Regions from separate parts of the Homo sapiens genome. Here region 2 is linked to region 1. The links are chromatin contacts, found by Hi-C in ENCODE. All regions are on one chromosome and are shown on one strand. The core of a region is the stretch at or near the end of the contact, and the rest is flanking DNA. Distances in the headings are between cores, read along the strand shown. Region 1 holds the start of MCOLN2 (mucolipin TRP cation channel 2). Region 2 overlaps HS2ST1 (heparan sulfate 2-O-sulfotransferase 1).

What was found. Hi-C counts contacts between places; a loop is a spot of excess contacts on that map. Pooled maps may share reads with other maps.
Region 2: a map of OCI-LY7 shows a loop between it and region 1 (6-fold over the local background). The contact joins the enhancer-like site here to the promoter of MCOLN2 in region 1. A Hi-C loop is called at or near these places in 1 of 168 maps with a recorded cell type or tissue (OCI-LY7), 3 of 37 single-sample maps with no recorded cell type and 3 of 50 pooled maps.

The regions. Positions count from the first base shown.
Region 1 is chr1:84,994,122-84,998,939 of GRCh38, forward strand. MCOLN2 (mucolipin TRP cation channel 2) reads right to left here and starts at 2,992. Exons shown (of 14, transcript NM_153259.4): 1 at 2,675-2,992. The coding sequence starts at 2,751. RefSeq lists enhancers at 1,475-1,534, 3,855-4,726 and silencers at 2,335-2,384, 2,995-3,284.
Region 2 is chr1:87,055,239-87,060,056 of GRCh38, forward strand. All of the region lies in intron 1 of HS2ST1 (heparan sulfate 2-O-sulfotransferase 1), which reads left to right. Among named protein-coding and RNA genes, the nearest start is that of LINC01140, 72 kb to the right of the region's middle. Within about 2 kb of position 2,218, at least 3 of the 41 ENCODE cell types and tissues checked have a DNase peak (open chromatin) inside an H3K27ac peak, as active enhancers do; they include OCI-LY7, where a contact is called at or near this core.

The DNA.
Region 1 (4,818 bases), core at 1,742-4,241:
ATGAGCTTAAAATATTCAGTAAATCATGCTGTAAACAAGTGTACTGTCATCTAGGCTTTGTTGTTCCATTTACAAAGCAGAGGCAGAGTAGATTAACATAATTCTTAAGTGCCCTAGGATTTTTGGAATGGTAAATGAGCACTGGCTTCAACTTAAAAGTCACCAGCTGTACTAGTTCCTAACTAGAGAGTCATCCTGTCCTTTGCACCTTTGAAATCAGATGCTGGCTTGTCCTCTCTACTAGGAAAGTCCTAGATGGCATCTCCTGCCAATAGAAGGCTGTTTTGTCTACATTGAAAATCTGTTGTTTAGAGTAGCCTCCTTCATCAATGATCTTAGCTACATCTTCCAACTAACTTGCTGCAGCTTCTATATCAGCACTTTCTGCTTCGCCTTGCACTTACATGTTATAGAGATGGCTTCCTTTCTTAAAGCTCATGAACCAACCTCTGCTAGCTTGAAACTTTTCTTCTGCAGCTTCATTACCTCTCTCAGCCTTCACAGAATTGAAGAGAGTTTGGGCCTGCTCTAGATTATGCTTTAGCTTTAGTGAATGTTGGTGCTGGTTTGATCTTCTATCCAGACCACAAAAACTTTCTCCATAACAGCAATAAGGCTGTTTTGCTTCCTTATCATTTGTATTTTCACTGGAGTAGCACTTATAATTTCCTTCAAGAACATCTCATATGCATTCAAAACTTGGCTAAATGGCACAAAATGCCTAGCTTTTGGTCTGTCTCAGCTTTCAACATACCTTCCTCACTAAGCTTAATCACTCCTACCTTTAAAGTAAGAGACCTGTGATTGTCCCTTGCACTCAAACACTTAGAGACCACTGTAGGGTTATTAGTTGGGCTAATTTCAATATTGTGGTGTCTCAGGGAATAGAGAGGGTTGGGGAGAGGAAAAGAGATAGAAGAATGGCTGGTCGGTGGAGTAGTCAGAACACATACAACATTTATTAATTGAGTTCCCTGTCTTATATGGGCACAGTTCATGGCACCCCAAAACAATTACAGTAGTCACATCAAAGATCAGTGGTCACAGATCACCATAACAGATATAATAATAATGATGAAAAAGTTTGAAATATTGAGAGAATTGCCACAATGTGACATAGAGACACAAAGTGAGCACATGCTGTTGGAAAAATGGCACCAATAGACTTGCTGGACACAGGGTTGCCACAAACCTTCAATTTGTAAAATAAAATAAAATTGAATTAAATGCAGTATCTACAAAGTGCAATAAAGCAAAGAACAATAAAACAAGGTATGCCTGCACTTTTTTCTATGAACCCCTTAACATGTGACACAAGAGCTCACTAAAGAGTGATTTAATTCTTCAGAACTGACACACGGAACTTAGACCCTAGGCCTTAAAGAAAACAGCCCAGCTTCAGGAAAGTCCACTTTTACTTTTACAGCCAGAAGAGTTTTCTTTGGCCACTACTTTTACTTTGAAAGCTATAGTCACAAGAAGCCATCTCTTTTTCCGCCGGTTTTAAAATTGTCTTGTTCTAGGTTTCACTTCACTGACAGAGACATAGCCAAAGAGATCAGCTTGTGAATATGATCATTCTTGACTTTCAGTTCTGTATTTCGTGCCCCTTTGCTCAAACTATGTCTCTCAGTTCTTCTCACTTGCTTCATTAAAATATTTTATATCTATTACTCTATTTTTTTAAAAAAAAACACTTTTGATATGTTCCTCCTTCACAGAAAAGAATGTGGCTACCTCAAACACTTTATTAGGATTCACTCATTTTTTATTACAGGAGGTTAAATAAAATTGGTATTATGATGGCCTCTGTATGGAAAATGTGTCGTTTTTAGAGTTCCGGCCACAGAAACTGACCTATGAACGGTTTTCTAAAGGAGAAGGGTGTGCCTGTGGAAAGTTCACGGCAACGGGAGTTTGACTCCTCTTAAGGTATGAAGAGGAAGACAGGCTAAAGTCTCAAGAAACTTCTGACTCAATAGGGGAAAGCTATCAAATTTCCCAAAAGTTGTGCGATTTTGGTTAGCACATCACAAAGGTGATGAGCAGCTCCTGAGAGTGAAACCCACATCCCATTTCTGGGGAGAACTACGTAGTTGGTTCCCTCTACATAAAATATCAGAGTCTACATCCTGACACCCATAAGAAACCTCTCCCACCTTTCTCTTACTAACCTTTTCTTCCATTCTCAGTTTACAATGACACACAATTTTGTTTCCCACAAGTACCGTTCAACCAGAGACACACACACTTACACATACGTATATATTTCATATATATATATATATATATATATATATATATATATATGTTTGGAGAGCAGGAAACGGGGGAGCCAAGGTCTGTTTGTACTCACAACTTTGGCTCAACTGTGCTGGGGTGGCTGGAGGTTTGACCACGGAGGAGGGGCCCGCTGGCAGCGCCAACCGGCTGAACTGTGCGCCTTTTCATAAAGGCCGAGGAACTGGGGTTAGCCACACTACAACCCTCCCACCTGAGGGAAAGGCCTGTTTGTTCTGGAAGGCACAGCCTAGCCTTATTTAACTAACTGCAAGCAGTTAATATAAGCATTCCCAAGGCAGCAAGCAAGCTCTAGTCTACGAAAGTAAAGCCATCGACTTTAGGAAGATTTCTCCAGTCCAGCATCCTGAAAGATGAAGCCCAGACTCCTCACCTGACGGTTAACCTGAAAACACCTGATCCTCTCTCCGGAATCCTTGCCTGGGGAAAACGATAAGGCTGCCGGGCCATGCCTCCTCCTTCAAAACTTTCCAGGGCTCTCGGGATTCGGAACAGGAAACACCGTTCACGGCCGACTCATTTCGCCCTCGCCGTAACGCGTCCGCCGAAGTTGGAGCCCTGCAAAGCGGGGTTCCCTTCTCTTACCCTTTCTGCCGGCCGCGTGGTGCGCGCAGACCCCGGCCCGAGAGCAGGCGCCGCAGTCGTGGAGTGCGGCGGGCAGTTCTCGGGCGGCTGAAAGGCGGCTCTGTGTGCACCCTGCAGGATGCGGCGCGTGGCCAGGCGCTCCCGCCCCGCCCCCAAGGGGCTGCCCCGCCCCGCCCCGCCCCGCCGCCTCCTACCGGGGACCGGAGCTTCCCCAGTTGGGGTCCTAGGGGACTTATTCCACGCTTCAGCGGACCAGCCTCCCCGCGCTCCCGGAGAAGGGGGTCGGCGACGCGGAGGCGGGGTGGGGGCCGTAGGGGATGGAACCGAGGCGCGCGCGAGAAGAGCCGAGGAAGTAAGCAGTCCCAAAAGGGGGCGGCGGTGGGGCCCCCAGGGAGGCGTGGGGCACGCCAAGGGCGCCGTGGGGCACTGACCTGTGGTGCGGCCCCCAGGACAGGCCCGAGGCGCGGTTGCACACCGGCAGGTCCAGCACCTCCATGCCTCGAGGCATGGCGCGGCCAGGGAGCGGCAGGAGGACACCTAGCGTGGGACGGCTACACCTGTCTGGGCGCAGGCCCGCCGCCCTTGCACTCTCCACCCAAGTGCCCAACGCTGCGGTACGGCCCGCTTTGGCTCGGGGTGTCTGCCGGAGAAGCGCCTTACAGAGGGACCCGGGCGGTGGGCCCTGCGGCAAAGTGGCCCACGCACCCTCCACACCGCTCCCGGGCGGCCGCACCTGGCACTCCCGGCCCTCTGGGGTTCCTGCCTTTTTCGGGGGGGTGGTGGTGAGACCGGGTCTCACTCTGTCGCCTGACCTGCGATCACTGCTGACTGCAGTCTTGAACTCCTGGACCCAAGCGATTCTCCTGCCTCCGCCTCCCAAAGTGCTAGGATTACAGGTGTAAGCCGCTGCGCCTGGCCCCTTCTTTTCTTCACTCTCTCATGCATTCATTTCTTGTTTCCACATGCATTAATTTGTCCGTTGCTTTGGTCATTCCTGTTTTGATGCTTAGGGAAACACTCACTGAGAGCCAAGCCGACCGTTGGGTACTGTGGTCTCTGGGATGACAAAGACATGGTCCTTTCCCTTGAGGACTTCACATTAAACTGACAAGTTCATTCATTCTGGCTTTTCTCTAAAGTGCACGATCATGAAAGTCTGTGACAAGGGCCATATTTCTGAGATGTTAGAAAGTGCGACCGGCGCGCAAGGAATAGGAAAAGCGAGTTGCCCTGCGCCCGCGTCGGGATGAAAGGCAGGGAGCCGGGAGGGAGCGTCAGCGTGGCCCGGCGGGCGCGGAGGGAGGGCGCACGGCCCCAGGGCTGGACTCGTAACCCCAGCGCCCTGCTGCAGCCGCCGTTGCTTTTCCCTCTTGGTGCACGAAAGGAAGACGCCTGTGGGAAATCGAACAGACAATCGGTCGCCGTTCGTGAATCTTAGAGATGAGAGTCGTCAGTACATGACCAAAAGCCGTGTTCGGCTCCTAGTGATGTTAGCTTGGTAGTTTGGACGTGGCCGACAGCCTCCTAGAGCTCGTACCCCTCCTTTTCACGAGGTAGCAGCAGCAAAGTCCGCAGTGCCAGGCTCTGTGAGTCTGCAAGCGTTTAAAAGATCTCCGGGTTTAGCTCAGGCAAAGAATATTCTGCCAGGTAATTATTTTAATATGCGTGTCCAGGCAGAAGCAGTTGGACAGACGATGTATATAAAAGCACACATAATTGACCCTCTTTTAAGGCACTTCCAAGGGGTTATTAGGCAGAAATGCCTTGGTTTTGAGCCCCTTTCATCGGAGGTGCGCAATCATCCAGCTTTGTGAATAGTAACTGCACTCCAGCCTGGGCAACATAGTAAGACCCCAACCTTTTGGCACCAGGGACTGGTTCCATGGAAGATGATATTTTCCACGGACAGGTGGGGGGATGAGGGGAGGATGT
Region 2 (4,818 bases), core at 968-3,467, 2.1 Mb after region 1:
TCAGTGTAGACTACAAACTATCCTGAATTCCTTTCTTCATCCCCATTTATTCTTCCTTCCCCAATTCTCAAATTCACTGAATGGTACCATCTTCCTCCTCAGTAAAGAAGCCTAGAGACAGTACCTTAGCCACTTCCAATTCCGTCTTCTACTCTTGTCACCTAAGCCTCTAACCCATTAACCTATCTCCTTCCAGTCCCCATGCTTCTTCCTTACTGCAGTTGCTTTCCTTCAAGTCTTAATCCTCACTATGTCTTCAGGCCATTGATACTCAACTGTAAGCGTTATCACTCTATAAAATCTTGCATTGTAGAAGTCCCGCGTGGGTTACTTAAAACTCTTTAAAAAAATGGCTCTTTATCGCTTATAGAAGTTGTTCTGAAAGTGCAGTCCATGTACCATAGGGATGCTTAAGACTCCTTTAGGGCTTTCACAAAATAGTTCACAATCATTTTCATAATAATTCTAAGATGTTAGTTGCCTTTTTCACTAGTTGACATTTGTCCTTATGGTAAAAAGCATTGGTGGTACCAAACTGTACTAGTAGGCATTGTGTTTTTTGCTGCCTTTCTCTAACAGCCCAAACCCTCAAAAGCCATTTTCACATAAGAATGTCCGTCAGAAAGCAATAACTTTATTAAATATTGACTATTTTGTGTATGTCCTTAATATTCTGTCACAATATATAAAGTACATCAAGCACTTCTGCATACCAGAGTACAGAGGTTGTCTTGAGGTAAAGCACTTGTGTGATTGAGTTGTGCTGTGGTTTGAATATGGTTTGTCTCTACCAAAACTCATGTTGAGGCTTGGTCCCCATTGTAATGGTGTTGAGAGGTGGTGGGACCTTTAAGAGGCATTTGGATCATGAGGAATCTGCTCTCATGAAAGAATCAGTACAGTCTTGAGGGAGTTAGTGAGTCCTCACTCTCTGAGGACTACATTAGTTACAATGAGATCAGGTTGTTATGAAGCAAGATTGCCTCTCGTGTTTGCGCTATTTTCTGCATATGTCAGTTTCTCTTCTATTCCTCCATCATTTTTTGATACAGCATGAAGCCCTTACCAGAAGACAACAGATGTGGCTGCCCAGTCTTGAACTTGCCAGCCTAAAGAACCAGAAGCTAAAGAAACTTCTTTATAAACTACCTGGTCTCTGTCATAGCAAGAGAAAATAGATTAAGACAAGTTGCAAGCTCAACAAGGCAATTTTTTTCATAGAACACTGTTTTTACTTGAAAGAATGATCAACACACAAACTATGTTTATTCAGACTTGTGTAGTTGGGAGATATTTTCTCAAAAATGAATGAAGTGAACTTGTCGCTGTAAGGAAAATAGTTGACAGTATTAGTTGCCAATTATAAAATTCAAAAAAACTTGTATCTGCCGCTATGAACATAACAGTTTCCCAATACTTAGACTTCTCTGAGATTGGTGGTGTTATAATGAATGTGATTTTTTAAATTGTATAATTTTTATTATACAATTCTAATGTATTAATATTTGGAGGATCTGCATAACTCCGTATACCAATATTTTTCAAATGACAGTGCAAAGTATATCAATATAACAGTATATATTCACTGATATGAACTTGAATAGTGTATATTCATTAATATGGTTTTCTATCACATTGCAGTTAACTTTTAAGAAATTAACACTAGGTTTTAGTGTAGAATTGAAAAAGAATATTTCCAATTATTTGAAAAGGCTACTAAAGTACTCCTTTTCCAACTGTATCTATATGAGTCTGATTTTCTTCATTGACTCCAACCCAAATAATATATGGTAATATTTTGAATGGAGAAGCAGATATGAAAATCCAGTTGTCTTCTATTAAGCCAGACACTTTATAAGATTTGCAAAAATATGTTACACTAAATTTTTTTGCTTTTGGAAAATTTTTTCACAAAATCATGTCATTTATGCTGACATGTCATATTGTTATTTTAAAGTGAGTTAATAAATGTTTCTCAATTTTAATTACTAATGTGCTGTTGCTAGATGTAACCCACATAAACCAAAGCTCTTTGGTGTCCTTAACAATCTTTAAGTGTATAAAAGGTTCTGAGACCAGCAAGTTTCAGAATGCTGGCTTATAGGATATGGTTCATATTCCTAATATGGTGATTAAGACACTGTGATCTGGCTTCTGCCCACTTTTCTGCCTTATGTTTTACCTTGCCCTTAATTTTTCTCCTATCTTCTAAGCTTATTAAGAACCACTTTTAGGGCCTATATGCACTCTACAGTGTTGTGCCTCCAAGGACTTTGCTCATGCTTCTTCCCTTTGCCTGGAAGGTTTCTTTGTCACCCAGAAGGCACTTTTTTTTTTTTTTTTAAAGACAAAGTCTCACTCCCAGCACTCTGGGAGGCCGAGGCAGGTGGATCACGAGGTCAGGAGATCGAAACCATCCTGGCTAACACGGTGAAACCCCATCTCTACTAAAAATACAAAAAATTAGCCAGGCGTGGTGGCAGGTGCCTGTAGTCCCAGCTACTCAGGAGGCTGAGGCAGGAGAATGGCGTGAACCCGGGAGGCGGAGCTTGCAGTGAGCTGAGATCATGCCACTGCACTCCAGCCTGGGCGACAGAGCGAGACTCTGTCTCAAAAAAAGAAAAAGAGAGAGAAAAAAAACTGTATTTTTTGTCTTAAGCTAAACAAATACATCTGGGTGAAACTGAATAAAATAGGATTGTGGGAGAATAAGTAGGCATCCTACTCCCTTCCTCCCACCCAGTTGTTACTGGCCTGCTTCTCTCTCTATTTCTGCTTCTTTCGATTTTGTTTTAGCCTCGGGGTGAGTGGGTGGAGGGAGTCCAAAAACACATCTGTACTGTAGAGGAGAAATTGATAGCATAGCTTTATGGAACTTATCTCAGGGTTATGCAATCCAGAGGTCCCCTGATTTCAGCTCTCATCAGTGCAGGAATCCTTTTTCCATCATTCTTTGACAGGTCCTCATGCAACCTCTATATGAGTATCTCCAGAGACTAATAACTTACCACCCCCTAAACTGCCTGTGTCTTTACTTTGCACTACTAATTATTTGAAAGCCCGTTCTCTCTTGAGCCACAGTCATATCTTTTTTTCTGGAGTAATGCTACAAAAAGGATTCTGCCTCTTTTTCACAATAACTTTTCAAGTATTTCAAGAGACTGTTAGTCATTTTTATGGATTTTCTCTTAGCTAAGTGCACTGTTTTGTTTTGTTTTTTTTTAAGTTTTTTATGTGGCATGATCCATCCAGCTCATTCCCATTCTGGAGTACTCTAGCTTTTAACGTGTGCCTGAAATGACACATAATAGCCCTGTGTGACTAAATACAAATTTCTTAGGAACTGTTCCTTCCTGTGACTTGAAACATTAATTACTGTGTTTTGGTTAGGAGTATAAGCTTTGGTATCAGACAGATGAGGGTGTGAATTCTGACTTTTTTCCCCTGTAATTCATATCTCTGAGTCTAAATTCCGTAATGTTACCATATAGGATTATTGCAAGAATTAGGTGAAGTAATGTACATTTAAACATGAACCGTTGGCTGGGTGCGGTGGCTCACGACTGTAATCCTGGCACTTTGGGAGGCCGAGGCGGGGAATCATGAGGTCAGGAGATCAAACCATCCTGGCTAACATGGTGAAACTCCATCTCTACTAAAAATACAAAAAATTAGCCAGGCGTGGTAGCAGGTGCCTGTAGTCCCAGCTACTCGGGAGGTTGAGGCAGGAGAATGGCGTGAACCCAGGAGGCAGAGCTTGCAGTGAGCCGAGATCACACCACTGCACTCCAACCTGGGCAACAGAGTGAGACTCCGTCTCAAAAAAATAAAAAATGAATAAAATATGAAGCATTGTTCCTGGCTCACAGTAAAGGCTCAAAGTAGAAGCACTTGTTACACTGATAATTATATACCTATTGGCACAGCCTAAAATTGCCATACGTTTTTTTGCAGCTGCTTCACATTACTGTTAATATTATAATCATTATGCTAGTATATTTGTTGTTTATCAGCTTGTGCTACTACTCAGGCTTTTATGCCTTCTCCAATTAGCCATCCCCACATCTTGAAAGCCAGCTCTGTCCTTTTAAGGCTGAACTTACTCAGTGTATTTTCCAGAAGGTTTTTCTCCAATTCTTGGATCCAGAAGTATTTTGTTCTTACTTATGGCATTTGTTACAGTGGCATTTGTTCAATTTTGTACAAGATAGACTATGAAAATAGGAACAGTTCACTTGAGAAATTTATAAAGAGATGAGGGATGATGAGATTAATGTCTTAATAAAGCTCAAGAAAAAGGAAAAGCATGTATAGTTGGACTCCCCATTTTGTATCAGCGTACTTATTTCAAGTGACTGAAATGAGTAAAGAAAGAAGCCTTGAAGTCAGCTCACCTATGATTTTTAACTATGATATTTTGTATTTTAAAAATAGATACTTGGTGCAGGTGTTATTGGCAGACAGAAGTAAGAGGCTAGGGTGAACAGGCTATGGGCGTCTGGTAAAAGAATTTTTTTCCCAAAAATGCTCTGGGAGTTTCATTCCCAAAAGATGGATGCAGGTAAATCTGACTCTGGTCAGTACAATCAAGGCAAATTGGTGTTTTTCTAAACTGTGAATTGGGAGAGGATTCTACTTACAATTTGAATAATAGGTCTCATCTCTATACTTATTCTGGTACATTTAAAGAAAAACTTAGGCCCTATATTGGACCTACTTCAGACCTTACAATCCATATAGTAACCCATAAATAAGTAAAACCTTTGTATGTTGTGATTTTTTTTCCCTATTCAAGAATGATACCTAGAATATTATACA